Linked DNA regions of Homo sapiens: region 1 is linked to region 2. Evidence: chromatin loops called from intact Hi-C (ENCODE). Cell type or tissue: IMR-90. All regions are shown on one strand. Links, peaks and the distances in the headings refer to the core of each region. The heading gives the core; the rest is flanking DNA. Region 1 overlaps MEG3 (maternally expressed 3). Region 2 holds the start of LINC00523 (long intergenic non-protein coding RNA 523).

Region 1 (15,962 bases), core at 7,353-9,852, 180 kb after region 2:
TTGGGGCAAAAGCCTGAGGCAATCTTTCATCCCCTTTTGCCAAGGCGAGACTTTCCCAGTGACGGTGATGTAGTTGGCCACTCTGACTATGGGTGGACTCGGGTGTAGACCTCTGAAGCTGAGATCACACGAAAACCTGGCCTCCCCGCCATGTAGCTGTTGGAGAGTAGAAAAATAGAGCACGCCTGATGTTTCTAAATGAGAAGACTTTCAATAGTAATGAAGAATCCATGGCACTCTCCTCACCCTCAAACACATGGCAGTCATTCACATACAGGCCCCAAAGCCACTGTTAGTGCTGCAGTAGCTCCTGTGGACATTGGAAAGCCCGGAGAGGGCGTGGAAGAAATCAGCTGGCCCCCGGCAGGTTCTCTGGGGTTTTGTGCCCAAGGCTCCTGGAGCCCTAAAAACTTTCAAAAGTTAACTCCCCACGTCCCCATCCTGCTTGGGTTTCTGGACTTTTCTGAGGCACCGGCAGAGGGGTCTCGTTGCTCCCTTGAGTGTAGGGGCAGCCCTTTAACCTGGCTCCTTGAGTCCCTGCTTTTTCTGCTTCTGTTGCCTTCTTCCTCGTCTTCCTCTCTCTCAATATCTCCCTCTCTTTGTCCCTCCCCAGTTCCTGACCTGGCCATCCCGGGGTGCCCTTGACCAGCCCCGTGTCTCCTCAGGGTGTCCCAGCACCAGCCTGGCACAGAGTGGGGCTCAGTTAGAGTATGTGGGATGTTGGTTTCGCCAGGTGAGTGAATGAAAGGACTCGACCACCACAGCTGAGCCACTAGCTGGGCCATGCGAAGAGTTCTAGGTGCAAAGGCTGGAGGGTGGAATTCATTTTTGAGAGGTGTGTGAGCAGCTTCCGACCCCTGCCCCATTTGAACGGGGGCCTTGCTGGTCGCGTCCCTGCATTCACCCGCGCGGCCATCCCGTCATCCAACAGTTGATCCTAACTGAGCACGCCCACGGCCCTGGTCTGGCCTGGGCACCGGCCACCGTAGCCCATCCCTTGATGGCCTCTGTGTCCCCAGGAGGGCGGGCCGGGGGGTTGCCCAGGGGCTGGAGCAGTGGACTGTGGCTCCATAGAGGTAGGCCGGAGGGTGTGAGGGCAGATTCAAGCTATCCCCAGGGCTCTGCTCTGGTCGGAGCCAGCCCCTTCTCCCTCTCTGCCTTCCCCGCCCCATTCCTGATGCTGAACTGTTCTGGACCCCTGGCCCTGAGTCTCTCAGGACCAAAGTGGGCACGGGAACAGCTGTAGTGTGTGCCCCCCCGGGCTTTGGCCACAGGTCTCCCTCTCGAGGTGTGGTTGTGACTGCGACCCTTCCCTTGCCGTGATGCCTTCCTCCCCCGGGGCTTGGTCCAGCTCCTTCACTCTCTAGCAGCTGCTGGGGCCCACCTCCCATGCCGAGGACCAGCAGGGGAAACCTCCAGGGAGCATCTGCAGGCTCTGCTTCTGCCCGGCTGCTGGCTTGCTCTCCCTGGTGGCTCTCCAGCGGCCAGCTTCCTCACCCACCCGGCACTCCGCTTTGCTCTGTCTCCTGAGGTGGGCCTGACCAACCTCCCCTTCTCTGCCTCAGTCCCTGGGCTCCAGGGCTCAGCTCCACAGCCCTCTGCCTAGCAGGCTGGTTCTCCCTGCCAAGCCCATACCTGTGGTCACCTGGCCCTCCTGTGGTCTGAGTACCACTCCCCTGCCCCAGGAGCCACTCCCACTCCAGCTGCCTGTTTCCAGCAGGTTCCCAGTGCCCCCGACAAGCCCCTGCTGGTGTCTCCATCTCCTGCCAAGCATCCTCCAGTGCCTCCTCCTGTGGGCCTGGCCTCAGGGCTATGGACAGACTCCTGTCCCATCCCAGAGACCCCTCGTGATCGTGCCCTGGTGGGTGTTGCCCCCGCCTGCCTTTGCCTCCGCCGTGGCCCTGAGAGTCCTGGGCTCTGCCCCGCCCGGTCCCTTGCTCCCCACTCAGTTCTGGATTTGGGGCTGCCCCTAACCCAGCCCGTTGCTGCTTTGCACCTTTTCCTGTCATTGGGCATCCCCCAGTAGTCACCCCACTCCACCGAAAAGTAAACTGCAGGTGAGGCCGTGCCCCGAGTCTTTCTTCGGTGTGTTTGGCTTTTCCGGGGCGCTTGCCTTGCCATGATTCTAACTCTCTGCCCTTCCCCAAGGCACGTGGGCCGTGGCCCGGCTGGGTCGGCTGAAGAACTGCGGATGGAAGCTGCGGAAGAGGCCCTGATGGGGCCCACCATCCCGGACCCAAGTCTTCTTCCTGGCGGGCCTCTCGTCTCCTTCCTGGTTTGGGGTGAGTTTCTTGCTTTCTTGAGACCCAGGATTTTATTAGGGTCAGCTCATGTCTCTCCTCTCTGATCAACAAGAGTGTCAACATTTAATTTGGGGAGGAGGCACCCTGCCAAGGTGAATTCTCTTCACATCAGCCCCAGGGGTCTGGGGGCCGGAGAGCTGCCTGGAGTGGAGACCCTTGCTATACCCAGCAAGCATGTGTGGGGGTCCACCCTGGCTGATGGCATGCTGTGGGCCGGCGACGGTAGGTGGGGAGTGTCCACCTCCACTCTAGACCCCCGAGAGCGGCTCGGGCCAGGCACTCAGGAGCCCTCAGTACGGCTTTGCTGAACACATTGCAAAAGGGATCCAGGGGGCACTTGCCCTGCCCACACCCGGCCCAGGGACCCCTTCGGAGAGGAGGAAATGGGAATGCTTGCCTGCTCCTCAGCTAGGAAGACATTTCTTTCCACCAGCCATGGTAGCGTCACCCCCTGTGAGAACCGTGGTTTCTCACACATGAGGCTTTGATAATGTCCTTTAATCAAATAGTGGTTTTTGAGCAAGTTCTTCTCTTTCCTCCTTTCCTCACCCCTGAAATTGCAATGAGACGGGAATGTTTTTGTTTGTTTAAATAAAACAGCAATGGTAGAGAAGAAGAAAGCGGGATTGGAGCCACACAATTCACTCGAGGACCCATCATTTGTTTATTTGTGTTTTACTAATTCAAGATGCAGCCGGGAGCCGTCCAGGGCTCGGGCCTGGGGTTGTTCTGGGGCGCCTAAGGCTGGGCTTTGCACTAAGGACCAGAGGGTCTACTTGGGTGCCGTGGAGCACCCATGCAGCAAGGTGGCTTGCACAGCAGCCAGGCGAGGTGTCGTCGAGGGCGGGGGCTCAGGGTGGCATGCTGGACGGCCATGCCAGGCTGAAGTTTGGGCTGGCAGGAAGAGAGGAGGCTCAGCTGAGGCCACTTTCCTTTCTGGGGGTCCCAGGGACTGAGTCTGTGGCTCACTCAGGGCGATGGGGTGTTTTTAGAGCCACTGCCCTGGGAGGCAGTGTCAGGATCCTGGCACCCCTCATATATGACGCCCCTGGGGTGGCCATTGTGGTGAATGAGTGCAGTTAGACTTCCCAGAGAAGCTGGGTGGGCGCTGAGAAAGGTCTGAACCGTGGGGTGAGGCTGGCTCCATTCCCCCAGACATTTATGGAGGCTTGAGGGGGCCCTAGCACTGTCCTTGGCCCAGATGCCAATACTCCCCTCTGGACGCCCACGAATGGGGTCTCTGAGAAGGAAGTGGATGAACACAGCTGCACGCTGGGTGGGGCCCAGCCTCTAGTCCTCAGCCATGTGCACGCATCAGCCCTTGTGCAGGCCTCCGCCCTCCGCCACCCCCCACCCCCGGAGTGTCTCTGGTTTCCGACGCAGCCTCGTAATGCTCTTTAATCAAACAGAGGATTTGGAGACAGCTCTCCTGCAGCCCTGCACTTCTCCCCTGAAATTGAAATGGGATGGGGATATTATTTTTAAACAAAATCTGGCAGCGTAGGCAGAGGGGGCAGAGGCGCTCTAACCTGGGGCTGTTGCCTTTGTCTGCTTGTTTCTGCTCTCTGGAGAGCCCCAGAGCCTGGAGAGACGGGGAGGGGAGTGTGTGCCCAGGGCTAAACCCAGGGAGGGGGCCCAGGAAGGCTCTGCCCCGTGACATTTACTCCAAGGCTAGCATTTGCTGAGCCACCTGCAAACACAGTGATGTGGAGAAGAGGCCCGGGAGGGGAGGTTTGCACAGGGGCAGGCTGCTGGGGTCCTGGGGGGATCCTGTCCCAAGCTTACTAGAATGCATTCGAGTAACTGGTCTGAGCCAGATGCCCTCAGCTCTTGGACTGGTTTCTCACGGACATCTCAGGACTTTCCCAAGGTGGACTAAGCCCAGGGACAAAGTCAAAGTGAAGGCCAGGGGCACACAGGAGAGGCCCAGATAGGACCAAGCTTTGGCAGCCCCTGGCTCTCAGGGGTTGAAATGGAACCCTCTTTGCACTGAGTTGTATTTCAGGTACTCATGAGTGTTTCGGTCTCAGGCAAACACATATTTGGGGTTTTGTGTGTCATTAGGTATAAAATAGGTAAAATATGCCACGTTCTCAATGAAAGAAGTTGAAACGTGACTTACTACGTCAGCCTTGCTGGTGATCTTCTCGGGAACTGCCGAAAGGCCACTAGTAAGTGCTGAAAGACATGATCATTTTCAGGAAAATTCTATTTTGATGGATTGGCCAATGCCTGAGCCATAGCGGGTGGAGATGAGACCCTGACTGACTAGGCAGTGAGCCACAGAGGACCCTGTCACATCAGCGGAGGGCGGTGAGGGGTCTCTGGCCATTTGTCATCGTGCTGATTCCTAGGGGGCTGCCTCTAGTGGGACTCTTCTGGGTGGGTGCAAGTGTCAGGGTAAAGACGGCGGTCTGGTCTGGAAACTGGCTCTCCTCTCGCACCTGCCCGCCCTGGGTGGTTGGGAAAGGAAACCAAGAGGGTAGCTCAGGCCTGAGCTCGTGGAAAGGAAGAACATGACCCCTCATTCGCTCACTCGCCCCCACATTCTCTCACCTGCGAGTTGCTCATTGCTGCTTTCAGGGCCCCTGACCTCATGCCTCCTGAGTTGTGATTCAAACCCCAAATGAATTTCCAAGTACATTTCTCCAAATAATGTCAAAACCTGGCAAGACTTAAGGGCAACAGGATGCATGTGTTTCTTATTCATTCATTTACATAAAATAACTTAAGTGTGTTTTTTATGAGCAATCTGACTTCCAAAAAGAATGAAAAGGAAAATCTACCCATCTTTAATGAACTTGCTAATGAATTTTTCCTTGCAAAGAGGAAGGGAGCTTCCTACAGAAGGGGGTGTGGAGGGAGACAGATTCAGGTCCCAAAGGGTTAAAGGGCAGTGGACAATGCGGAAGCCAGCATTGTGAGCTGCAGTGGAAAAGCCCTGGGTCGCTGGGAGTGGCTTCTTTTTAGGAGACTGGAATTAATGAGTTGTGAAGTGTCCCAAGGACTGGTTCCCCCTCCCTGCTGTTTCTCTGAGCCCTGTCCCCTCTTCCAAAGGAGGAATAAGGAGGTCTAGCTTCGTCTCCCATCCCCGATTTGAGCAGATGGAAGAGTCTAGAAAAGAGGTGTACCTTTTGAAACGAGGCCTCAGATGTGGGGTTCCTGGTCTGGAAAGGGGAAGGATGAATCTGGGGTAGGAGAGGGTCTCGTATGGAGCCCCATTCAGACAGGGCAGTCCCACACCTGGGCTGCCCACAGGTTCTTGGGGGAGTCTAAGGAAAGGGGAGCCACAGAACAGGCTTGCCTCCTTGGCATGGATTGGGTCAGTGTTTCAGAGCCAGGAAAGGTGGGAGTGTGGGGGGCCCTCGGGGCTGATGAGGGCGTGCAGACCCTCCCCTCCCACCTCCTGTCCCAGGAGCCCTGCAGACACTGCAGCAGGAGGGCACTCTGCCAGAAGAGGGGTTCCAGCTCCAGCCGGATCCAGCAGACATGGAGAGACCCCTTATCTTTGCCAAGACGAGCTCTGCGGTGCCTGAGAGGCCCGTAGGTCTGGAATTCTAGGGCCTTCTGGGTTTGAGTCAGGTCCTGAGGCCAGGGCCTGGGCCCTGATCCTCACCATGGAAAACTGGTCACTTTACTCAGGATAAACTGTGATGAGGACTTGGGACATATCTCTGTCTGTCCTCTCAGCTCGCGTCACCCCTGAGCCCTTGGCGATCGTGGGCGGCCCGTGTACAGAGCAGGTGCTGGGTCACTGGGGCCGCCGTGGGCCTCCCAACATGAGGGACTGTGTGTGAGAGAGGAGTTCATTAAGGGAGAGGATGGTGGTGAAGGGTGTAGCCATGACTTTCTTAACTGCTCTCCAATTTCTTTGAGCTTAAAAATAAATCCAGATGGAGAGTTCTTAAGTCCCCTATCCTGGGAGAAAGGAAGGCTGCCCACCACCTTCGGCTTGCCTCGACTCTGAGCAGTGAATAGGGTCTTTGGCAGGGGCTTAAGGAGGAGACTCTTAGCCTGGGAGCTCCCAGGGCTGTTTCAGATGGAAACAAAGGCTCAGGCCGAGAGGAATGTGGGGGAGCCCCCCGTGGGGAACAGCCACCTGGGGATAATTGGGAGGGCTGAGCGCAGATGAGTTTTCCCAGGTTCTGTGAATGCGCCCTTTCAATGGAAGGTGCCTTTTTTTCCAGATGAAAAGAAGAAAACGTCAATTACCTTCCCCTGAAACGGAGTGTGTGTGTGTTCCCTCCCAGGGGTTGTGTGGGGCCCCTTGCCCTTGTGTGTGTGTCGGGAGCTCCAAGGCTGCACAATGACGCACTTAACCAGCCACTGGGTTCGCGCGACCCTGGGATGCTCACGCTCTTAGATTCTAGGGCTTGATTTTGAAAGTTTCTTAGCAAAGGGGAATCAGAGTGATTGAGCCTGTAAACAAAAATTTGATCAACCTGGGCCTGATGCCTGAAATATAGCCAAAGAGACAGAATGGGGCTGCGGGGAGAGAGGTCCAGGATGGAAAGTTGGGGAAGGAGGACAGTCGGGGGCCAAAGGCTGACCGCATGTCTGCGCCGGCCTCCGCGCTCACAGCTGGGCTGCTCCTTCTGCCACCCCAGCCCTTTCTCTGGGCCTTCCTGGCAGTGGACATAGAGTGATTCCCTACTCAGGAAGTTGGCGGTAGGGGGCTCAGAAATCCACAGGGCTGTTGTTTCACAGTTAGCCAGGAGAGGAGGGGGTCATGGTGGCCCGCAGGGATGGTGGGCAGCTGCGAGAGAGGGGACGCTTCAGGTTAGAGCGAAGCTGTTTGCACCACCACTGCCCCAGACTGCCGTAAGGGTAGGGCCACTCCAGAGGCACCAGGGACAAAGTCCCTGCCGTGACAGGAGGGGGGCACAGGTCTCAGTCTTGGCTGGTCACTGACTTTGCTGCTGCTGGCTTCTGAGCCTCAGAGAGGTCAGCAGTCTTCCAGAGACCTGGTTAGAGCCTGTGCTCAGCCCTGACTATGGGTGTGACCTTGGCCCCTGTCTCCAGCCCCTTAGGCCTCAGTTTTCCCGTCTACGAAATGGGCGAGTGCAGGCCCATGGTCGTCCGAGTGGCTCGGGGTTTCTTCAGGCCTCCCTGGAGGTCATCTGTCGTTTGTTTGCTGGGTCTTTGGAGTTGTTGGGACTTTGGGGGTCACTGGTCCGCTGCCCCCTCTGCTTTAGAGGTGGGGAAACCAGCGATCCCAGAGGCCCGGAGCCTTGCCCGAGGTTGCACGGTGAGCCGGCAGCAGGCCCTGGAGGTGAAGCCCCTGCCAGTTGCCAGCTCCTGTGTGACCTGTGTGGTCGGGGGGGGTCACAGTCACCGGTCATTAGTGTGGGTCAGAGCTCTTGCCCAAAGAAGGTTCCAAGGGGCTGCCCCATGAGCTGGGATGCAGGGATCGTGTTTTATGGGGCATTATTCCAAACAGGCAGGCTGCTGGTCTGGTCTGGAACACCTTTTTGGTCTGTAGAGTGACTCTTGTTTAATGAGACTGGACTTGTGGCTTCAGAACCAGGAGATGTTCGTTCCCCCAACCCCCGTGGCTCACCTTGTGCCTTTTGGGTCCTGAGACCCTCGCCAGCGCCTCTGTTGGCACGGTGGCCCAGTCGGCTGAGAACTTCCTGAAAAAGCCAACAGGATGACAACTTCTGGAAAAGTGATCATCACCCGCCTGCACTGGCTGCCCATCTTAGACTCAGCTTTGCCAACATTCCCAGCTATCTCTGTGTGCTGCAGTGTGTAGTAATGAACAGCTCACAAAACCTCCGGCTGGGCCTGCACCTGGTTATTACCGTGGTGGGCTGCAGCTTTTGTTTTGTGACCTTGGTTGCTACAATACCTGCGAGCTGAAATGAGGAATCGAAAAATTGCCAGCTTCAATTAGACGGGCAGACTGCTTTCCCAAGGCTGCCTCCGCCACTCCATCCATTAACGGTAAACAGGCACCAAATAGGCCCTAATTCTCTCTAATTGCCCACTCCTGAAGCAAAGAGGTGAAATTCCAGGAAGAGGCGTATGTAAACATCCTCTGTAACCTGACCAAGTAAAATTAGAGGGCTGATGGGGGCCTGCGAGAGAGAGGGGACATGATTTCAAAAGATGTCCCAATTACCTCTCCTATTTTCATAAATGGGTCTGTAATGTCCAGGGCCCCGGCCTCACAAAGGTACAGGAAATTAGCTCTGCAAAGAGCTTGCATTTGTCAGGGGAAGTTGTAAGGGGGTGGTGTTTACTCAACAGGTAGGAAGTACGAGATCTGAGGCAAGACTGATTATTTGTGTAACGACGGGCTCTATTTCTTGAGATCAACATTTTAATAAAAGTCATCCTTTTAGGTCCTTTTGTGTTTGAAACAGCCATAAGTTGTTTATACCAAAGACATGCCAGATCAGTTAGGTGCTGTTTGCCTCCAGAAAAGAGGAACTTTTAAAATCCTAAGATGCAGAGCTAGAGTTTTCTAATCCCATTAAGCTGTGGAAGATGTTTTTGGAGTGTTCACCAATGCTTTCTGCGTGGGTCATGAGCTCACTGCACGCACTTATGAGGTCTTCCATCAAATGCTTGTGACAATTACTCCTCTGGACTCTATAAGGAGGCCTCGTGTTTTTCTTTGGTTCCAGACAGTGACTCATCTCTGCAGCTTTTCTGACATTTGTTAAGATTCTAGCCCAGCACTGCGTTATTAACACATCACAGCAAGCCCAGAGCTGGCACACGCAGCTTTTAAACCAAGGCACGAATTTGCTGGGGCTTCTCTGTAGCAGAGCAGCCTGCGGTCTGCACACAAGAGTTAATTAAGGACGGTCAGGGACTCTGAGGTTTCATGGGGTCCCTGGAGCAGAAGCAGGAAAAAACCCAGATGCTCCTTCCTGCTTCTGATTTCTCCGCTCCTATTAAAAACACAAAAAAGAACAAAACAAAAACAGCCAAACAAAGCACCCGCCTCTGATTCCTGCGGGAAATGGCAGTGCCTTTGGTCGCGCTGTGTGTTCTTGGCCTGAGTCTCGTTGCCACCTTAGGACGTGGCGATGGTGAGAGGCCACCCCAGCCACGCACAGTCTCGGAGGGAGGGTGGGAAACGGTCTCGAGTGGTGGTCAGTAGATAATGGGTGGTCTGGCAGCCTTTAGGTAACCGAAGTCGGCCCCTCAGTCACCCATGCACTGATCATTGCTTCACTAACACTTATTTTAAGACTTGTTGTTTCTTGGTTATCAAATTAACCAGTTATGGCAGAACAGGGTTTATGAAGGGCAAGGCCAGGGAAGGAGATTTTAGGAAGATTTGGAGGCAAGAAGTGTCCCCAGTGCCCTGGCCGGGTCTTGGACATCCTGGCTGGAGACATGACTAGGAATAGAGAGGCAGAGGCAGCAGGGGTGGCCCAGATGGCAGGGGTGGGTTGGAGAGATCCCTGAGAGGCCTGAGGACAGGCGGCAGTCTTGGGAGCCCCTGAAGACCTGCAGTGGGGCAGGCAGCTGGAGTCAGGTGTCTCCCGGGACCTGTTTTTTTTTTTTTTTTTTTTTTTTGAGACAGAGTCTTGTTCTGTTGTCCAGGCTGGAGGGTAGTGGCGCAATCTTGGCTCACTGTAATCTCTGCCTCCCACGTTCAAGCGATTCTCCTGTCTCAGCCTCCCGAGTAGCTGAGACCATAGGCACATACCACCACGCTGAGCTAGTTTTTAGTAGAGACGGGGTTTCATCATGTTGGTCAGGCTGGTCTCGAACTCCTGACCTCAGGCGATCCACCTGCCTCAGCCTCCCAAAGCGCTGGGATGACAGGCATGAGCCACCCCCCTGGGGCTGGTACCTGTGGTCTGTGGCTTCTGCCTGCCCTGGTGCCCCCACATCTCTCTCATGGCCTTTCTGTTTCCTGGGTGGCTTTGTGGGGGTGTCCCATGGTCTCCCCCTGGCTTCCTGTCTCCACCTGTGCCTAATCCAGGAAACGGTCCCCAGAGATGGTGTTTTCAAACAGACCTTGGCCCTGTCCTCCTGGCCCAGCCCCTGGCTGCCCTATCACCTAGCTTGCTGCGTTGGTGGGACCTCAGCTGTCACAGGCTACCTTTCTATGACGCCTCCTCACCTTAAGTAGACTCTGAACAGATTTTAAAAGCCATTCATTCAACACATTTTTTAAATGAATAAACTTTTTTTCTGTGTAGTTTTCAGTTTACAGAAACATTGGTGGGAAAGTACAGAGAATTCCCAGATCCCGTCCCCACCATCTCCCCTGTCATTCACACGTTGCCTCCGTGTGGTGTGGTCTGTTTGTTCCGATCGATGGAACGACTCTGATACATGATTAACTAGAGGCCTTGGTTCACATCATTAGGGCTCACTCTTTGTGGCGCACATCCTGTGGGTCTTGACAAATGTGTCATGATACGTGTCTGACATTGCTGAAGTCACCTTTTCTTAAAGCTTAACATTTTGGGAGTATTCTGAACTATGTTTGGCCCAGCCTGCTGCCCGATTTTTATAAAAAAGAAAAAACAAAACAAAACAAAAAAACAAGTTAAAACGTAAGGCAGATCTTGACACTGAAGACTCGATGTGCCTGGCCATGGTGCTTCCCGGGGCCTACTGCACTGTGAACAAAATTGCCACAGTGGAGTTGTCTGTCCAGGCACACAACGTGTGTGCCATGGTTTTGGGAAACGCTGCCCATTAATAGCCCTGCAGCCCTCTGTGGGCTGCCCTCCCGGCCACACCCCGCTTCCCTGGTCTCCTCCAGGGCCAGCCATCCTGCTCGCCGACCTGGGCACCTTGCTTCTGCCAGAGCACAGGTTCATGCCCTGTCTTCAGGGCCTGGGCCACCCCCGTTTCTCATCTATGCAGGGTCCTAAGCCTTTGGGTCCCACAGAGCACGACTTCGCTCCGTGAACAGCACCAACCCAAGTCTGTTCCATGTCTCCACACCTGCCCCTTCCGCTCCATAGGCAGCTGGTGGGTGAGTGGAGTCAGGAGAGAAATGCGTGGCTTCTCCAATTCCACACTTGCTGGAGGTTGGGGAGTCTCTGCTCCAGGCCACCCCTGCCCGCCCCCCAGAGCTGTTGTCCTCATCCGCCCTCCTCCTCCTCGCCGGCCTGAGTGAGGTTCTACTCTGTGACCTAGTGCCTTCTTGTTACAGCGGAAGCCATCACCTGGATGCCTACGTGGGAAGGGACCTCGAATGTGGGACCCCAGCCCCTCTCCAGCTCGAAATCGTAAGTGGCTGGAGTGTAAAGAACACACATGTGGCCTTGCTGCTGAGGGTGGGGCCAGCTGCCCGGAGCACACCGCCAGGCGGACCTCGTGGAGGGGCTGGCGGGCACTGGCCGGGGGTCTGTGCACCGGGAGGTGGGTGCCCATCGAGTCAAGCCAAGTGCAGACCTGGGGGCTCCTGTTTTCTAAGACAGGAGCCCCCTGCCTCCTTGTGTTGTCTCTGTGGCAAAAGAATTCTATAGGCGGGCTTCAAATGTCGGACCCCAAAAGAATTTCTTCTTTTTCACTCTTCTAAATGAATGGCTCTTTCATTATTGAGTCTCCCTTTGGCTCTTGTGCCGCAGGGCAGACTAGGATGGAAGTGCCCTGTGAGCTGGGGGGCCCTTCAAAGGGCCAAGGAGAAAACGCAGGCCGAGGGACCAGCCTTCCAAATGGGCTTCAAGCTCCAATGACCTCCGCTCGCCCCCTCGAAATGTCTGGAAAACATAATGGGCAGATTTTCTGTCTTCAAAGTTTCCGGCTAAACCTCTTCAAGTTCTTTATTGTTTGGGACTGAGACACTCAGCCATGTTAATGGGTAGTTTCTTTTGTATTTGCCTTGAAAGGCCAAAATATTTTTATATTGCCACAGACAAAGCCACCTATTTAAAAATGAACTCCATGTCCGTCGTTTCCCACCAGGAGACTATGTACCATGTGTGTGTCTCTATGTATTCTGGGGTCTTGAAACAGGTTTCTCATGGGGATGGTCATTCACCACGGTCCAGAGGGGCAGAACAGGCGGCGCTTGCCTTGCCCAGGGGGCCTGGGGAACGTGGGCCCTCATCTCAGATCTGCCCCCAGTATGTTTAGGACGCGAGCCCCAGAAGGATCTGGGAGTAAACTTAACATTCACTGTGTCTCTGCTCTGCATCCGCCATTTGTGTGTGTTTCTGGACTGTGGGCTGTGTGTACCTTGGTTGGTGACTCAGTGAGAAGAAGCAGGAATGCCAAAGATACTGTGAATGTTCTGAGTTTTGTTGCTGTTGTTGTTGAGAGGTTGTTTCACTGGTATCTATTGCATTGTATAATAAATGACCAGATGAATGAATGAGTGAAGCAAGAGAGAATGAATAAACAAGTAAATAGGTAAAGAAGTAAGCAAGCCAGGATGAGAGTGTGTGTACACAAGACCATGGTTCATCCGCTTTGATGGCTAGGCAATCAATATATAAATAGAAAAAAACCAGTGAATCACTAAGTAATAGGGCAACACACAAAGCGATATCAGGTGATTATGGACTAAGGGGTATGTGTAACTCAAATATATGCCTCTGACATTTGACAATGAAAAAGAACCTAAATGAAAGAAAGAATGGATGTATGAGTAGTGAAGTGCAGAATGAGACATAGATTTTGAGGCCCGTCAAAATGAAAAGATGCAAGTTAGGGAACAAGTGATCAAAAGGGAGAAGGGAAAGGTTTTTTTTAAAAAACCAAAACAACAAAGAAAGGTTAAAAAAAAAAACAGACTAGAGGATGAGTAATGAGTAACTCTGTAAGGAGGACCATGTCAGACTATTGTAAGCTAAGCATTAGGACTGATACAAATAATATATGCTCCTGGCATAGAAAAATAAACCACAGAGAACGAGTTCAAAGAATAGCAAAGAAAGAAAGAGGACCCAGTGGGCGAAAGATGAGAGTGTACTTTTACCAAAAGTTATCTAAGCCTGAGCACTTGAAGTCTGCACATAAATAAATAAATGACAAAAGAAAGAAAAAAAGGCCAAAAAGTCTACATTGCGTGTGTGGATGGATGAATGAGCAGTGGGAGTGCAGCGCCAGGTGACAAGATGTTGTGAGGGGTTTTGAGTCATCCAGTCCTGGGCACTGAGGTCTGTTAGATGAAAGGATATGAGAAAGGTAATATTGGTAAATAAAGAAATAGGAAACAATGTAACAAATGTTAAGTACAGAAATACATTAATGGGTGGTAAATAAAGATGTAAAAGAAGGCAATGCGATCGATGGTGGCAAAAGATCATCACAGATTAAGGGCTATGGCTGGTCCACTTCTAGAAAACCACAGGCTGTCCATTAAATAATGAACATCTAAGTGAACAAGTCAGTGAGTACCTAAATAGACAAGGATGAGGTGAATGAGAAGACATGGCCCCATGGGTCCTCCTGATGAGGGTGTTGGGGTCCCCCCTGGGCACCCCAGCTGCATGAAAATGAAGGACAGGAGGTATGGAAAGCTATGACAGAAGAGAGAAAGGAACGGTAAAAAGAAATAACAACCAAATGGATAAATGGGTAGATCCACGAGAAGAGTTAGGCTAGGACTTGTCATAAGGGCACCTGACTCCACTAATAGAGGAATAAATGCCTAATAAAAAGAGAGCAAGCAGGAAGGAAGGATGCTATGAATGCAGGAAGGAAGTAATGAGTGAGACGTGGAACCGCACGGCCAAGGATGGACGTTTGCGGGTGGCTTTTTGATGCGTACAGCCAAGCCACTCCATGGCAATGAGCTCCGAAGACAAAGTGCAAGAGAGAATGAGTGAGAGAGTGAGAGAGAGAGAAACAATAAAAAATGGGAAGAAATGTAAAAAGGAAGAAAGGAAGAGAGGTAATATATTAAGGAATAAATACATGCATGCAGATTTAAGACAGAGCCATGCTAGAACAGGAATGAAAGGCTGTGTGAACCAAGCAGACCGCTTAATTGGCACCAGTGCTGCTGGTATGGTCAATCACCTACTCAACTAAGGAACGGCTCAAAGCATACACATGGGAGGGAGGAGTGGGGCCACAGAGAGAGGGCCCATTAGTTGCAGATTACGATGTATCCAGTTAGGTGCACCTGCCTTCGAGAAGTGTAAAAATAAGTATTTACATAGAAAGAAAGACTGAATGGATGCACGGTGAATGCATGAATGATTGAACGACAGAAAAGATTTGCATTGACCGATGAGGAGGGCATTGTAGACAGGGATGAGGGTCATTGATCCTGGGTGCAGATCTCCAAAAGAATGACAGAAAGAAAGAGGGAGTGGTGGAAAGAAACAATAGGATGGGAAAAAATGAAAATAGAAAAAAGGAAGTGAAAGAGATAATAAATAATTAGATCAAATAAGTTGATGAAAGGGGACTGGTTTAGCACAAGCCATCCACATTAATTCAAACCTGTGGCTCTGAAGTTTGTTTTTTAAATGACCACAAGTGTAAGACTGAATGAAAGAATAAATGCGTGCATTCCATAGGATGCAAGAAAAGGAGTGAGGAATGGGAAAATTGGAAGAACGAGAGAGGGAGAGATGTAAGAAAAGAAAGGAAAAGTGAAGTAGGCATATGAAAGAAAAGGCACTTCTTGGACAAGCACTGAAATATAATGAGACAGTTTTACCCATTAAATATAATAAACAGTAAACGTTGAGGTTCATCAATAAAAGCACAGATACCTGAATAGAGGAGTGACCTGAATAGAATTCGTTCAGCCGAACGAATGAGAATGGATGATTTTCACTATCCTGTGCACTCAAGGCCCAAAAGAGAAAGCAAGAGAGGAGAGAATATGGAAACGTATGACAGGATGTATATAAGCAATACAAACATATTGAATGAATAAATAAAGACATAAATATGTGGGAGAGTGGACCACGCAAGGACAAAAAGAGGAGAGAAGGCAGCAAGAATTATGACTAATTCAAAACTGGGTTCCTGAGATAGTTAAATAAATCCTGCACCAAATCCCCAGGGGGAGAAATTAACAAACAAAAGACAGCCCCACACGGACCAGTGTGCAGAAGGCTCCAGGAACCGCAGATTATGGTTAATCCAATTCTGTGCACCTGAGGTCCATAAATAAAAGAATAAGTATTGAAATGAAAGAATGACAGAAAGAATGAATGGACACATGAACGACTGAATTAGAAATGGAAATGCCTGGCACAGCCAGGAAGGAGCTGCCCATGGGATTGTCATTCATCTCACTCTGGGCACCTGAGGTCCATAAGCGTGAAAAGAGGCAGGAAGAGAAGTGTCAGGGAGTCAAAGATAGAGCTAAGGAAAGGCAAAAATGAAACTAAATGAAAGCGAAAGGGAAAATAAAGAAAAACCAATAAAAAAGAGAACGAATACGTGGGTGTATCTGTAAGAGTAGGATCTGTTAGGATTAGTCATAAGACTGTCAGTAATCCTGAAGATGGATGAGATAATCCAGGCCCAGGTTCCCAGGGGGAGGGAAAATGGAGAAAATATAAAAAGATGTGAAAAAGGAAAAAGGAAAGGTAATAAACAAACAACCAAAGTGATAAATGGATAGTTAAGGGAGGTTGTCTGAACAGGGATTATAATTAGTTTACATACATACTCCTTAAACAGATAAATACATTACACCTTTCAAAGAATAAATGAAAAATAGAGAGACATACCTGGCTCCAAAACAAGGCTGTATCTTCTGCC
Region 2 (15,962 bases), core at 6,351-8,850:
CTAGCTTCTGGAGCCCCTCCTCACTCTGGTGCTCTCCCCTTTAGCCTCCATCTCCTGACCTCCTCCCTCAGCAGGCTTCCGACTGTCCCCTGGGCTCCAGATGGCAGGGATGGGTTTGGAGAGGTGGCACTGTGAGGTGTGGGGAGGCCTGGCTCCTGCTGGTGGTCCTGAACAGAGGCTGCCATTAGGGTTACAGGTGAGACAGATGGGCACAGATGGGCAGAGCCGATGGCTCTGGAAGTTCAGGGGGTGGCCCAGGGTGGCCCATCTTGCTGGGGCTGCAGTTTCCCTGGGCAGCTGGATGTTGGCTGGCAGCACTGGGCAAAGAGGAGACAGAAGCACAGAAACGGAATCAGGCAGCCCAGCCCAGCCCTCTGTGTCCTGCTGCAGGATAGCCTCCAGTCAGGTAAAACAGGTGGTGGCTTCAGGACTTGCACAGACAGAGCATGTGCTATGTCACTGGGAAGGAGCTCACCGGGAGACAGATGGGGCCTTGGGAAAGCGGGTTCCTGCTGTGGAGCCTCAGTTTCCTCATCTGTGACACGGGGCTTTGGTGAGGGTTGCTGTGAGAATGAAGAGTGAGTGATTTGTGAACAGCCAGCTCACGGCTGAGAGGTGGAGAAAGAAGATGGGGCTGTTCTCTTCCCCAGCTGGAGTCTTGGAGGACAGCAGCTGCCCAGAGGAAATGGAAAGTTAGGTCCGAAGGCTGCTTTGAAATGGTTGGAGGCTGGTTACCCTGAACCCAGCTCTGGTTTGGCTGCTATCAGCTGGCTCACTGGTGAAAACCTCAGAGCTTTTTTTTTTTTTTTTGGTGGGAATTAGAGCCCATGATGGGTGCATGTATTTGGAAACCATAACACTCCATTGGCACATGCGAGAGTGGTTTGCGATGGAACTCAGTCCTCACAACACTGAGGAAACACAGTTGGGAGACTGAGGCACACAGAGAAGGTGGCTCACCCAGGGCCACACGGCAGGGAGATGTGGCAGCTCTGATGGGGACGTCCAGCCTGGTGGCATCTCAGCATACACAGTTAGGGGGTTCCTCTTAGAGAGAAGGAATACAAAATCCTGCGGCGGTGGATATTCAGACATGTGTGGAGTCCCAGCAAGTGGTCCATTCTATATTAGGCAAATATTAGAGACGGCAACGCAGCCAGGCCCTCCCTGCCAGGAAGTGTGGAAACCCTGAGGAATCAGCACCCGCTGTCACTCGAACCCAGGCCTGGACTCCTGCCCCAGTGCTCTTTCCACCAAAGCACCTTCCTCGAATGCACCCGGTTTCCTGGGAGTGAGCTTCTTTGCCACTGGAATGAACAAAAAATCCAGATGAGGATTTCAGGGTGGCTCTGCCCTGCCTGCCTCACACCGCCCTTTCCAGAACAGGCGGGGGAGCGCGAGGCAGGGCGGTTCTCGCTTGGAGACGGGTGGGTGGACTGGAGGGCAGAGGCAGGCTCTGGGTTCTGCACCCATTTACATATCCCCTGCGCACTGTCCGGAGCACTCCTTCCCTTCCCTGGTTCCTCAAGGCACGGCTCCCCCAGGCAGATGAAAGCTTAATAGAGTTTTGCGACATGAAAGTCAGTCGGAGGAAAGAGCCTTGAACAGTTGTGCGTGAGAGAGAGGCAAGCGCCCGAAATTATTTTACGACAAAGGCAGCTCTCTCTGCCACAGAGGCACAGAGGAGAAAGGAGCCCAGGAAACGGGTCATTTCTTTCGTGGAAAAATGGAAATGCTCTGAAGCATTTTGGGAGACGTGCTGTGAAGCAGGTGACACCAGAAGACAAGGACACTGGGGGCTCCCTGCCGGGAGGCGCAAAAAGCAACTCCCGTTCGAGGGTCAGAGGAGCCTGGATGCTAATGTCTCTCCAAAGTGACTTGGAGCCAACTGCCGGAAAGGCCATGCCCTTAGGAGCACAGGCAGGTCCCAGCTCAGGTGAGCCTGAACCTTCTGCCCCATCAGGAGGTTCCAGTGGGAGGAGCTCAGGTGGGGAGGAGTCGGAAGTCAGGATTTCATGCCTCCCTCATTGGCTCTGGGGTTCCCTTTAAGGTGGACACTCGGTGTGGGCAGTGGGAGGCAAGAGTGAAGCAGAGGAGAGCAAGCGTGGTGGTTTAGCAAAGTAAAGCAAAGTAAACCTGGAGGGAGCAAATGACTTTGTCCTGGGTGTGAAAGGGTAAGGCCCCATTGTAGGTCATTTATTCATTCAACAAACACGGGTTGAACTGTGTCTTGGGCTGGCCTCAGAGAAGCTCAAGAAAAGAAAGATGCTGTCATTGCCCCGAGGAGCCACTGTCTGGCATGCAGGCCAACTGTGACAAGCTGTGGTCCAGGTGAGGTGGGGTCTGGACAAGCCAGGAGGGGTTCACTGTGGATGAGCCAGGGAATGGGGAGAGGCCCCAGAGACGGGCTATGAAGACCAGTCTTGGGGCAAGAACAGTAGGTGGGGAGGGGAGGGAGAACCTTCCAGCAGGAGGATGCACCTGTGGCTAAAGCTTGGAGGTGCAGGGAACGCCCCCAAGCACCTGGGGCCACAGTGCAGGGTGTGGCCAGGACAGGAGTCCTGGAGCTGGACAGCCTGAGGGGCCACATGGTGCTGGGCTCTGTTCCCGGTGGGGAGGGGTGGGACTGTCCCTGTGGACAGCAGGGGGCTACTAGGGGCCCTGGGGAGTGGCAGTGAGGGCAGATACAGGATGTGGCCAGGTGGCGCTGGCTCAGGCAAGTGGGATGGGGAGGGGAGCAGAGGCTGCAGCCAGGAGGGCAAAGGGGAGGTGGCTAGGCCATGGAGGGGAGGAGGAGCATGGGGAGAGCAGCATTGGGGGAGCTCCAGAAGGCCCCTGGTGTCAGAACAGAGGGCAGACCTGCTCCTCCTCCTCCCTCCCTCTCTGCAGCTGCAGCCGGAAGGGCCTTGTCCCTGGGAGGGCTGCCTTGACTCCTCCCCTCCAGCCCAGGTGACTTCCGTGCCTCTCTGTGTCCTCCAGGGTGCTGGGCCCCTGGCCAGCCTGTGGCTCCTCCATGCCCCTGAGTGTGTGGGCAGCTCTGCGGGATGAGAGGATGTCAGGGCAGGGCCCACCCTGAGCTAAGTCCAGTTGTCATGGATTTTCCTTTGTTTATTCCATCTTGGGGTCAGACCTAGCCCAGTGCTGGCCAACCCAGCAGTTGTGCTAGCCCAGGACATATACGGGAGGTCTCATGTGTGGCCCGAGCCCACCCTGTCTCGGTCCAGGACTAGGAGGCTGAGGGTCTGGCTGGGGGCAGCATCCCTGGACAGTGGGTGTGGCCAGGGGGGCTCCTTGCCGGGGGATATGCCACAGAGCCCCGCTTCACCACTCAGGGCTGTCCCCGTCCAGTTGCAGGGGACCTGCAAAGTTTGCTCCCCCATGGGGACCTGCAAAGTTTGATGGGTCTGTGTGGGAGTCACTTGGCAAAAAGGGGACTGGCTCCTGCGAGAATTCCCAAGAGGATTCGAAATCCCTGGAGCTTGCCAGACTTCTGCTAGCTGGGGCCAGGGCACTGCCGTGACTCCTCAGTTCTCCCGCTAGGGAGATGGGGCTAAAAGTCTTGCTCTGCCCACCGCAGGGTCTTCTTGGGAGAATAAAACGAGGCCAAGCGTCTCCAGAAAGCTTGGGGCTTCTGCGATCAGGGGGTTGGGATGGAGGCCCCACAGAGCCAGTATCAGCAGAGCAGGGCAATAACCCACATTTCATAATCCTTGAACTTGGACAAACAGACACTGGGTCCCATGTCAGCAGGCCTAAGGCCGGAAGGGTGGCTCGCCACCTTCTGAAGACAGGGATCAGAGGCCCAGACAGGGATTCCGGGGCCTTGGGGCCCCAGCACCATGCCCGAGCTCCACGTGAGAAGATGAGCTCAGGCCTCCGCTCCCTCTAAGCTGGTGGGTGGGAATTTGGGATGGGATTTGTGCGAGGTGAGGAAAATTGTTTCTAGTTTCCTCCTTATGGGGCCTGAGCTGGGCCCCTGTGTCTACCACTGGGGCAGGCCTGGGCCCAGCTGTGGATAGCTGCCATGCCGGCCACTTCACCTCTGGCTCTGCCAAGCCTTGTCCCCGTGGGGCCGCCCTCCACCCCGGCTCTACTGTGCCAGAAAGGAGGCCCCAGAGGCCAGGAGGCACCTGGTCAGCCCACACCTACACCGGCCAAGTAGCAGGTGGACTTTTCACGTGGGAAGCCAGACCAAATCTCTGGGCTCCATTTTCCTGCTAAAGGGAAACAGAAAACCTGGAACCCATCAGTTGTCATTGGGGATGGAGGGGACAGAAGGGACAGGGCCACCTCAATCCTGTCCCTCGAGACCTGAGACAAAGATGTACAAGGTGTGGAGCAGGCAGCGGGACCAGGTTCACTCCCAGAAACCTGGGCTTGGTGAACTAGGGGAGCCTGAGGCTTCGGGGTAACCGGAGAGAACGAGAGAGCTTCCGCACAGTGAGGCTCGCGGCAAGTGCGCAGTAAATGTTAGCCCTGTGGCTGCCCTCCCCGGGACTCAGTTGACCCGTCTCGTCAAACAAAGAAGTCACTCAGAGCATTGGTTCACCCAGGTCCAGGGTGCTGAGAGGGCTGTTCTAGGGGTCTCTGGGTCCCCCATGCCTCCCTTCAACCAGGGAAACTCCCTGAAAATCTATTCTACATTTTGGGCTTCTGGATAAGAATTCACGGGAATAAAGGATCCCACAACTAAAATACATTTTGTAAAAAGGCTGGTTTGGAGACGCATGTGCATACAAAGGGCAGCCCGCAGCCCTCCTGCTCCAAGTCTGTTGGCGGAACTTAAGCCCAGGCAGCCTGTGTGCAAGGGGAGGGCAGCCTGGCTCTGTAGGAGATGGCTGGTTTCAGGGTGGCCTTGACCTTACTATCACGGAGTTCAGTGACCTCTTTGCAGACCTGCTCTGGGCTCAGCTGGGATTCCAGGGACTATCAGCAATTGGAGGGGAGTGTCCCTCCCCACTGAGAGAGGTGGAGAAGGACAGGAGCAGACAGCCCTGCAAATGACTCATCCCTGCCCTCCGTGCCTCAGTGCCCTCATCTGTGAAATGGGTATAATAGGAGTGTCCCTCTTCATAGCGTTGCATGGATGAAATGAGATAATGCATCTAGAGCTCTTAGTGTGGGCGGCCTGGCATGTAGTAAGTGATCAATTAATGGTGGCATGAGTCACTGTTACTCATATTATTATTCATATCGCAGTGCCCTTCGGCTTCTTCAAGAATGTATACTGAGCTGGCCTCACTCCAGAGTTGTTTACTTGTGCTTGTCTTCACAAGGTAATTGAGAAGAGGCCAAAGAGAGCAAGGGCCAGCCCTCCGGCCGCCTGCTTCCCAGGCCGGACTGTTTCCTTCTCCAGGGCCACCTCTGCAAACTCTTCAAAAGAAGCAAGGTCATACTCCCTAGTCTAAGCAAAGGAGGAAACCAAAGGCAGCTTTGATATGTCAGCTTAGGGAACAAGCTGACGGCACGGATCACAAGCGCTGGGTTCTGCCTGAGCAAATGGCTCTAAATGACGTACTTCAGGCTCTCCTCTTAATGTGCTGGGTGTTTATGATTTTTTAAGAAGTGCCTCATCAAAAAAAATGCAATAATGATGCTCCTAACTTAACAGCAGCACTTTAGAAGAGATGAATTATTCACATCAGAGATGAAACAGGGACTCTACAAACTGGGCCAGCTGAAGCAGTCCCTTTCCCGGGAACTATTTTTATCTTTTTTTTACAGTCTTTCATCTTGGGAGACACGCGGTTCGCAATGTACGGGGAGCCCATTGCTTGGAGCCCAAGCTGGCAGGATGTCAAACCTGAAGTACTAGGCGTCTTGGAGCTTCTGCCTGGAGTACGAAATCCGAGGAAACTGAAGTGTGGAAAACGGGGCAGTAGCAATGTGAATGAGGATGATTGAGGGGTGCTGGGGACTCCCTGTTTCTTAACCTTGGAGGGCTCTCAGAGGCATGCTTCTCCATCGTCGACCCAGGGCACCATGGAGCTATCTTGCCCTTTCTTTTCCTGACATCCAATGATTCCCCACCTAATAGTGCATGGAGCTCTTGGGAAAGAGTGTATAGATTCTATATGGTGTGCATGGAGCAGCTGGCCCTGAGGAAGGAAGGGATTTCATTATTGCAAGGCTCAGGGGCAAGTGTGGACTAGCAGGGTCCCAAACTCTACAGGCCTTGACAGTCCAACATTGTCACACTCAACACTCGCCCATTTGCTTTAAAAAGCACCCTAGACCTGCACTCTCTGATATAGCAGCCATGAGCCACATGGGTACTGAACACTTGAAATGCAGTTTGACCAAATCGAAAGGTGCTGTGAGTGCAAGCAGCATACGGGACTTCAGAGACTTAGTACAAAAGGAGAATGTAAACGATCTCGTGAAGATTTCTACATCGATTACACATTGAGATGATAATATTTTGAATACATTGGGTTAAATAAAATATATTGTTAAAATTAATTTCACCTGGTTAAGAGCCAGGTGAAATTTACTTTTCAAAACATGTTGCTAGAAATTGTGAAATTACTTATGTGGCTCACTTTACATTTTTTTTTTTTTTTTTTTGCCCAGGCTGAATGGAGTGCAGTGGCGTGATCTCGGCTCACTGCAACCTCCGCCTCCAAGGTTCAAGCGATTCTTCTGCCTCAGCCTCCTGAGTCGCTGGGATTCTAGGCACATGCCACCACACCCGGCTAATTTTTGTATTTTTGGTAGAGACAGGGTTTCGCCATGTTGGCCAGGCTGGTCTCGAACTCTTGACCTCAGGTGATCTTCCCACCTCGGCCTCCCAAAGCGCTGGGATTACAGGTGTGAGCCACTGCACCCGGCCTCACTTTACATTTTTATTGGACAGCACTGCTCTAGAAAGGGAGCTAGGAAGATAGTAAGTAGTGGCTGACTCTTGGTGGTGGAATTACAAAAGCCTTTCCCCCCTCCTTTTTTAAAAATAATTTTTCTGTGTTTTTTAAGCTTTGCAGAAATGCCACAACTAGCCATTCTTGCTTTATATCTGCAAAGGCACATCTATTATTATTTTTAATGACTCTCAGAGCTTGTTGGGAAATGGGACTGAGTTAAGCAGCTTCCTGGAAGGATCAGTGTCAGCAACCATGCTGTGGGGAGAGTCAGGGAACAGCAAGAGTGTCGGGGGCTTTGAGGACTCCAGAGATTTGAACTGGGCTCAGGGTTCAAGAGCTCAGGTAGGAACCAGAACCCCAGTGAGGGGTGATGGGGAAGCTTATTAGTGAGACACAGGAAGTGGCTCCAGTGATGGCTTCATGGCTTTGGCCTGGTGGGGCCTCTTCCGGTGTACACAGCAGGAAGCTGTGCTCTTCCTGATGGACGTCAGCTCCTATCTCTCCTGGGGAGTGGAGGCTGCTCTGGAGTGGGGCCAAGATCGGGAGGCCCAGGAGAGAAAAGGGCCTGCAATCTACCTCCCAGTCAACAAGATGCTATAATAAAAACATAGCCAACTGTCACTCAGCGTTTATTACGGTGCCAGGTGCTGCTTCACATACTTTCCATATTTTAACTCATCTATTCCTGAATTGCAATCTATGAGATAGGAACTATTATTGTCCCCATTTCACAGATGAGGAAACAGGTGCAGAACCGTGGAGTAACCTGCGCAGGGTCTCCAGTAGAAAAACAGGCCCTTGGTCAGATGAATTTACCCACTTCGGCCACCAGGGGCGCTGTTGGCACAGCTTGAACTCGAGACCAGCGCTGTCCAACGGAAACCGAACGTAAGCCACATTTCTAAAAAGTACACAAGAAAAGTGAAATTAGTGTTATATTTTCTTTAACTCGGTATATCCAAAATAGTATCATCTTGGCATGTAATCAACACGACATTTATTAGATACTTTACTTTTTTTTTGTTAGACTGTGTCTCGAAATCCAACATGCTGTTTGTACTTAAATGCACTTTAGATGTGAGTTCCATTTTAGGCACCCCGTAACGATATGTGGCTCGTGGCTGCTGCATTGAACAGTTCAGCCACTAAAATCAAAGAACTAGCCCAGGATGGCGAATTGGTCCATCCAGTCTACCAACCCTGATTGTTGGTGTTGGTGCTTGGAGGCATGCTGTGATTGATTAGCAATGTCTGCTGTGAACGTGGAAGGGGCACTGTGGGAGGGTCTGTGTCTCCTGTATACTGACTGATCATGAGCCATGCCAGCACAGTGAAAAGAGACCTCTGTATTCCTGTGGGTGGTCGTGCACCAAGGGTTGTGGTGACCTCCCCCTCCTCTGCCCTCCTGTGGTTTTTACTGTGTGCGGTGGGCCAGGCTCCAGGTATACTGATCCTGGGTCCTGTGTTCACATTCCTGTGCCTCTGTTTTCTGGCTGTGACTCCAGATGAGCCACTATACTTCTGCGAGCCTCAGCTTCCATATCTGAAAAATAGGCGTAATAACCACTACTTAGCAGGACTGCTACATATATGAAGAATTGGCATTCAATAGACATAGAGTAAGTGGTGGCTCCCCATTCTTCCTCCTGCTTCCCCCCCACTCTCCTCAAGACAGACTCAAAGTCTGTCCTCACCCAAAACCCTCTCGGGAGGCAGACAGCTCCTTACTGCGCCTTCTTGGCGATCTCTCTGCCCCATCCAAGGCTGAGTGAGGCCTCCTGCTTGCTGGCTTCCTGCAGTGCCCCTCTGCCGGCCCCTTCTGTCAAGGCCAAGGACCGACTCAGCCCTCAGCAAGCTAGCACAATAGCCCTCCCCATCTCTGGCTCCAAGTGGGCTCTCACCTATCAGACAGCTGATGATGCTGAGACACTCTGCTGGTTCCATGGTTTTTTTGTTTTAGTTTTTTTGAGACAGAGCCTTGCTCTGTCACCCAGGCTGGAGTGCAGTGGCTTGATCTCGGCTCACTGCAACCTCCACCTCCCTTGTTCAAGCGATTCTCCTGCCTCAGCCTCCTGAGTAGCTGGGATTACAGGTGTGTGCCACTATGCCCGGCTAATTTTTTTGTGTTTTTAGTAGAGACAGGGTTTCACCATACTGGCCAGGCTGGTCTCGAACTCCTGACCTTGTGATCCACCAGCCTCGGCCTCCCAAAGTGCTGGGGTTACAGGCATGAGCCACCGCACCTGGCCCTGGTCCCATGTTTTTTAATAACCACCCCCCTCGGCCACTGTAGACAAGGACGTTCTCTTCCCGGCCTCCAGTTAGGACACTGGCTCTCCTCCAGCTCAGCATGCAGAGGCCTCCCATGGCCTGTGCCAGTTAGCACCTCTCCCAAGACACCTGGGGCCCCCTTCTGGGGAGGAATTTACAATCAAGCAACATCTGGCAGAGAGTGAACTGTAAATGGTGAACACGCTGGCGAGGCAGCGACTCCAATTAGGAAACAACTAGATTTCTCTAAGTATGATGGGAAAGTAATTCTCTGGCCAACAGAGTTTAATCAGAATGTTTTATGCAAGACGTATCCCTGACCCTGACAAATCTTCCCCTTCTTGCTGGAAATTAAACAAATACATTGTCAGCGCGGATTCCGATGAGCGCATAAACAGATGTGGGCTGGTACAATCATGAAATTGAGGAGTTTCAATGACTGAGACGAGCAAGAAACAGGCTGGAAGCTCTGCTGTGTCCTCTAGGCTTTTAGCCATTCCTGCTGTGTGCTGGGGGCCCCAGGAAAACAAAGACTTTCTGCCTTGTCTGTGGCGTCTCTCCATACCCCACCCCCAAAGAGACATCCTTTTCCTCCTTGTGACCCTGTAGTCTAAATGGCATCCTGAATTCCCTTCGGTTCCAGCTCCTGCCACCCTGCCCTGGGAGCATTTGCCCCAGCATCTGTCTCCCCTGGCAGGCCGTTCTGATGTGTCTTCACAGCCCTGGCATCCGGGACAATGCCTGGCACACAGCAGACCTTGAACAACTGTTTGCAAGAGGAAGAGAGGGAGGGCGGGAGGGCGAAGTCCGGGGACTCTGCCTTCCAGGAGGTTCCGTGATCAAAAGCTGACTTGCTTCTGAGTCTGTGGAGCTGAGCTGCAACTCAGCCAGGCTGCAACTCTGTGTGAGGCACTGTTTACTGACCAGGAAAGTGGGCAGAATGGCAGGTGGTTGCTGTGAGAATTACTTAAGGCAGTTGACTCATCTGGCACAGAAGAGGCATGAGCTGGTGGTGGTGGCAGTCGGTGGCTCACACTCCATGGGAAGCAACACTCACTGTGCCGAGTGCCTTGGTGGCAGTGTCGGGGCAAAGACAGAAGGAAGGCGGGAGAAAGACCAATGGTTCCATCCCAGAGGAGGGTGCTACTGGGCTGGCTCTTGAAGTCCCAGAGAGGTGACTCACCTAAAATCTCTCAGAGGGGGACGTTCTCGGGGCAGCCTGGCTTCCCCAGCGCCTTCGGAACCTAACACCTGGGCTTTCCCCCTTGCGCTTTCCCAGGCGCTTTTGGTAGCGTGTAGGCTCATGGACCCTTACCCAGGTCTTCTCATTGACTGTGGAAAATCACCTGGAAAACTTTAGAAGATTCTATTCCCCCAGACCAGCCTTGGAAGTTCTTGTTCAGGAACAGCAGGATGAACCCTGCCTCAGGGTTTGGGACAAACTGCCCAGGTGTGGACCATCCATTTAGCAAATGACTGTAAACGGTAGTGCTTTAGTGACTTGAGCACTCAATGGGATCCAGACAGACAGAGCAGGTGAGAGAGGACTGAGTGGGTCAGAGCCAGCCTGGCCGAGTCCCTGCTCTCCACTCTCCAGCCCTTCCCACTGTGTTCACCTGGGGGCAGGGATTTCCATTGCACAGGGAAGGAATGTGCTGTGCCCAGGGACACCTCCCCCATGGATCCCCATCCAAGGACTAGAATGCTGCCTGGCCCCTTGCTACAGCGATCCCGTGCTTTCCTTTCTCTTTGAGTTGGTACTGTTATCTCAACAGCCTTGGCTTTCTGGGTGAAGATCAGCAGCCATCCAGGCAGGCATTGCAGAGTGATAGATTCTAGGGTCAGACAGGCTGGTGCCCTCCTTATATTATTGACAAAGAAGAAAAAGAGCTCAGGGACAGAGTGGACCCCCTCATCATTCTGGCTTTGGAGATGTGAGACTGTGCTTCTCCTTCTCATGAGACACAGGGAAGAATTCAGGGGGATAAGTACAGACTATGCCAGTAGCTCAGACAGTCTTGGCCTGCATCTCCAGGCGTCCAGGGGGTTGTGAGGTGGGTGGAGCTGGTGAAAAGTGCTGAGGTCGCCCTCATGCCTCCCAAGCCTACCTCAGGCATCTTGGAGAGGGGCTGCAGAGAGCTGACGCCTCAGCGGAACACCCGCGGTAGTCCCCCAGCCCTCAGCCTTCACTCCCCTGGCCCTACCTCTCCCAGGCTCTTGGCCCCCTCTCTCCAGCCGCCTGTGTGACTGTAGCCACCATCACGGGTCTGAATAGCACATGGCCTTCTGGGAGGCGAGTGGGGCTTGAGTCTCTTCATTTTACAGGTGAGGAACGTGAGCTTGGGGAGGCAGAGGACAAAGCCTGGCCTGCAAGACACTGAGCTTCACCTCTTCCAGGAGGACGACATCATCACCATTTCTCAGATGAGGAAACTGAGGCTCAGAGAGATGCAGTGACCCACCAAGGCTGAGTGCAGGAATGTTGGCCCTCAGCATCCACCCTGGGCCCTGCATTGCCCTGGTTGTCTATGTGGCCCCAGCCCTCCTGGGCCATTTTGATCTGTTTTGTGCATTTGGGGCACGTGTATGAGAGCATGTTTGGAGAACTATGCTTTATAGCAAGAAGGTTTGAAATCACCAGACTCAGCCTTTCAGCGTAGGAGGGAGACTGAGGCTGGAGAGGGCGAGGCAGGAGCCTGGCCCACATGCAGGGCCGGGAGTCTCCCTGGGCAGCAGAGGGTCTGGGCAGAACATGGATGTCCATACGGTTATTAAGAAGGGGTGGCTGGGCACCCTGCCCGAAATGTCCTCGGTCACCCACTCACGTTCCAGGAGGCAACTGGGCCCCGGGAAGCGAATTCTCCAGGCCTCCTGAGGAGCATTCATTAGCCACGCACACAGATGGAGAGCAGCGGCGCCCGGGAGGCCGGAAGCGGCCCCTCGCTGCTCGCCAGTGGATCAAATGTTCCCTGGCTGGGTGGACATGGGTATTAGCCCTCTCTTGTCCCCTAAACGCTGATGCCTGGTCTCATCTCGAAAAAACAGTCCCTGTGGCAGTGCCAGGCAGCTGGGCTCTCACGGAGGGGGCCGCTTGGCCTCAGGACCCAGAGCAGCCGTGGCCAGATCTTCCTGTAGTCCATGCAGCTTCCCCTGGCCACCTGGCCAGTTGTGACCACACCTGGGACACCAGGCATGCACAGTGGGCCTGGCCTGGTGGCTCGCCCCAATGCTAACTCAGCGGCTGGCTGGGGTCGGAGGCATGAGAAGGGGCAGTGGTCTCTGGCTTCCTGGATGGAGTCTGAGAGGCAAGGAGTGCCAAGAGCCCTGTCCAGTGCAGGGGGAGATGCGCACAGAAGACAAAGAGGAGGCAGACCAAGATGGACAGGGGCAGCGGTGAGGGGTGGGCATGAAGGAAGCTTCTGGAATCAGGCTGAGGAAGGGAGGGGGTCAACTGCTGGCTCTTCAAGAAACCCTGCTATAGCTGATCTGTAAGCTACGGACCACCCAGCAGCCTCACACATGCACACAGGTGCACATGTACTCACACCATCTACCCTCACACACACCTGCGCACACACTCATATGTTCCCCCATGTACACACAGTCCCAGGCCATGCCCTGAGAGGAATGGGCTGTGTCCAGAGCCACTGGGGGCAGAGTCCAGTCAGCACATGTCGGGGAGGCAGGCAGGCGTCCTGGTGCACAGCCATGGAGGCAGCCTTCCCTGGGCTAGAATGCCTTGGAACCCCCGCCCCGCACCCAGGCACCCAGGCATGATGAGGCCTTCCCCTGGCACAGCACAGGCTGGGCCCAGCAGAGCTGAGCTGGGCAAAAGTGATGCCCAGTTCTCTGTGCTCTGCTCCATTCATCTGGGCTGGGTCTCAGGATGTCCCATCCCCCAAGTTCCCCTGTGTCTGGGGTTCCTAGGTTTGGGTTCTTGCCCACCTGCCTCTCTGCCTCAGGAGGACGGAGTGGCCGCATGAGGAGGGGGCTTTGATTGGGGGTCTGGCTGTGACCGGTGCTTTGCTTGGTTACTGATCATGGGACCGCCAGCCTCAGCCTACTTGTCCTTCTGTGCAGGCATCTCCTGAGCACCCAGTCCCTGGCAATTCAGTCTGGTGAACTGGCTGCAGAGGCTGGGCTGAGGCTTCTGTGCCCCCGTCTGTTTTAATGACTTCCTCTAAGGAGGTTCAGGCTGGCTGCAGGCTGGCTTCCTCTGACATGAAGGCGTGTCCTTCTAGCAGGAGGTCACTGGGGGGCTGTGTCTTCCCGGGGTCTTCATTCCCACATGGGGCCCATCCCTCGAAACAGTTAATGGAGGCCTGCCAGGTGCTGGTGCTGGGCTGGCGTTGGGGCCTTCACACAGGAGGGCGAGCCTGAGACCCTCTGACGCACTCCTCCTTGCCTCGGCACAGCTCCAGCCAGGGGGACTGAGGGAAGGCTTCCCAGAGGCGGTGACCCTGACATTGGGTTCCCAGGAGTGAAGAACATTTTGACAATCAGCAAGGAGAGCGTTCCAGACGAGGAAGCTGCATGTTGAGGTGAGGAGGAAGGCACGGCCCACAGCCCTGGAACTCTGGGAGCTGGGGCTCTTCTTAGGAGCCTCCTTGAGCACTTTTAAGCCTGATAAGAGCTATGATTCCTGAGGGCTGAGAGCACTTAGCTTTTACTCCTGCGTCCTCCTACTGAGCACAGTGCTGATACCAGTATCAGTTGAATACGCGAACGTGCAAACTGCCCCACCCCCGCCTTGCTCCAACACACACACACACACAGACACTCTTGCAGAAACAAATGTTCAATGCTGGCTGACATACAGCGACAGAAGAACAATTGGGGGAAAACACTCCTTCCACTTCACGATCTTCGCACACGCTGTCTGCCTGACGGGGACACTGTGCCATGCCCGCCCCCAGTCTGTTCTCAGGGCGTGCTGTGTCTGTCTTATTCCTGCGGTGTCCCTCCTGCCATGCACAGAGCTGTCCATTGGTAAATATTTATTGCTTGAATTCATGTGCTCCAAACACAGAAATATGTGCTGCATACCATTTAGTAAATGAAGTTGCTAAAGTGAATGTCCACACGGGGCTCCTGGCTGATGACAGAAGACTAAGACAAGAAAAGGGGAAAAGTGGGGCAAAAACGCACCAGGCTTCTGTTCAGCAATGTGTCTCCACTTAGAGAAACGGCCCCTGGCTGCCTGTCTAAGCCACTACTCCTTGCTCAGAGAACAAGAAGTTCCTTGCCTCTCTGCACATGCGGAGCAACCCTGAAGCCTCAGTTTCCCCATCTGCAGCATGGGGACAGTGAGGAGCCTACAGGGTTATTGTGAGGATGGGTCATAATAACATGGACAAAACACTCAGCGTGGTGCCTGGCACAGAGCAGAGTCCTGGGAGTGGTGATGCTCGTGGTGGTAAGGGCCACCCACCTGGAACCCAGAATGTGGCTCTTCCAGGGATGGTGGCAAACCTTTGGCCACCTTGGCAGTGATGAAACACCAGCCTTTGGTCTCTGGCCAAAAACTGCCTCTCCGGGGGCCTACCCCATGCCTGGCATCCTGAACTTGCTCTTGGGCTATTTAGAATCAACCTGATCCCTCTTATCCACCCAGACTCAGTTTCCCAACCTGGTAAATTGGGGCCAGTTGAACAGGCTGACATTCCCTGACAAACAGCCTGTCGTTCTATTGCCGCCTGCTACAAGTGCACCTTTCACTTTCTGCAAACAAAACAAAAAATAAAAAAAACCTCTGCTGCTTCCTGGCATTCTTGGGGCTCGCTCATCCGGGGGTGGACCAAGGGTGGGCCTCTTTTCAGGGATGCCGGTGCTGTGACCTCCCCCAGGGCCCATCTCCACTGGGGCAGCTAGAAGGGGAGAAGCCGGCTTGAGTTCCCACTCCCCACGCGCCTGCCACTTCCAGCGCAGAAGCAATTTGCTTTCATTATGAAGGCCATGGCAGAGTCTGTTTGCAGAAGGACTAAGCTTCTCAGCTGCCTGTACTGCGGGGAAAATTTTCCTTAATTATTTTTTTATAGCCTAACTTTTGTGTGAGAGGGTTTGTTATTATCCCTGCCTCGCTTGAGAGTCATAAGCCCGCAAGAAGAACCATAAATAAAACTTTACTTAATATTCAAAGTCTGTACGATGAGATGATGGATGGGGGGTGGGCAGGCGGCCCCCCCACATTGGCGGAGGTGCACCCGGCTTTCTGCCGGAAGGCAATTACTTTCAGCTCCTTGTAATCAGAACCGCTTCCTACCTCTGCATTTTGTTTTTCCAACTTTCTCATTTAAAACCAGGCTGGGTGACATTGTATCCCATTTGTATTGTGTCAAGGGAGATTACTTGGGGCGCTGCTGTGCCCAGGGCCACTGGGATGGCAATACTTTACCTGAGAATCCACCTCTGAAACATTGAAGCACGGCGGCAGCAAAGGCAGGGCCATGATTTGAACCCCAGATTCTGAAGCGTGGGGGACAAATGCCTGGCAGTGGAATTAATTTTTCTTGAGGAATAGAAGAGCTATAACGTTTCCCTCTATTATTTCAAAACCTGGAAGCTGACTCTCTAGGGGCCTGAGCTACCACAGGTAAAGTGGAAATGGAGGGGGCTGTCCTGGAATACACCAACGTTCTTGATTCCTCTTCTGCAGGGATCAAGAGGTCTGCTGTGTGACCTTCTTCAAGTTCCTGACCCTCTCTGGGCTGCAGTCACCTTATTCAGAAAATGGAGAGGCTAGACAAGAAAATGATGCTAATCTCACCCTTTTCTGGGCTGGCATTTTATTGAGCACCTACTAGGCGCTGGGCATTTTGCTAGGCCCTTCGT

The links. A loop is a pair of places that touch in the nucleus more often than their neighbours do. Peaks named below come from ENCODE experiments on the same cell type or tissue, not always from the same donor. Only the 100,000 strongest peaks of a DNase experiment are listed, where the experiment ranks them.
Region 1: a loop joins it to region 2, with 4 times the contacts of the local background. A loop is called at or near these places in 12 of 110 quality-filtered maps.

Annotation. Positions count from the first base shown.
Region 1 is chr14:100,834,019-100,849,980 of GRCh38, forward strand. It overlaps MEG3 (maternally expressed 3), which reads left to right. Exons shown (of 10, transcript NR_190993.1): 6 at 614-733; 7 at 1,718-1,861; 8 at 2,149-2,282; 9 at 11,440-11,515. Among named protein-coding and RNA genes, the nearest start is that of MIR770, 10 kb to the right of the region's middle. RefSeq lists enhancers at 5,300-6,061, 6,062-6,821. In IMR-90, for the core only: no CTCF peak of the experiment used is centred there; a DNase peak (open chromatin) is centred at 8,903; H3K27ac peaks cover 1,661 bases.
Region 2 is chr14:100,655,775-100,671,736 of GRCh38, forward strand. It overlaps LINC00523 (long intergenic non-protein coding RNA 523), which reads left to right and starts at 1,494. Exons shown (of 2, transcript NR_024096.1): 1 at 1,494-1,936; 2 at 15,787-15,962. RefSeq lists enhancers at 4,748-5,947, 10,824-11,325. In IMR-90, for the core only: a CTCF peak has its summit at 7,697; a DNase peak (open chromatin) is centred at 7,717.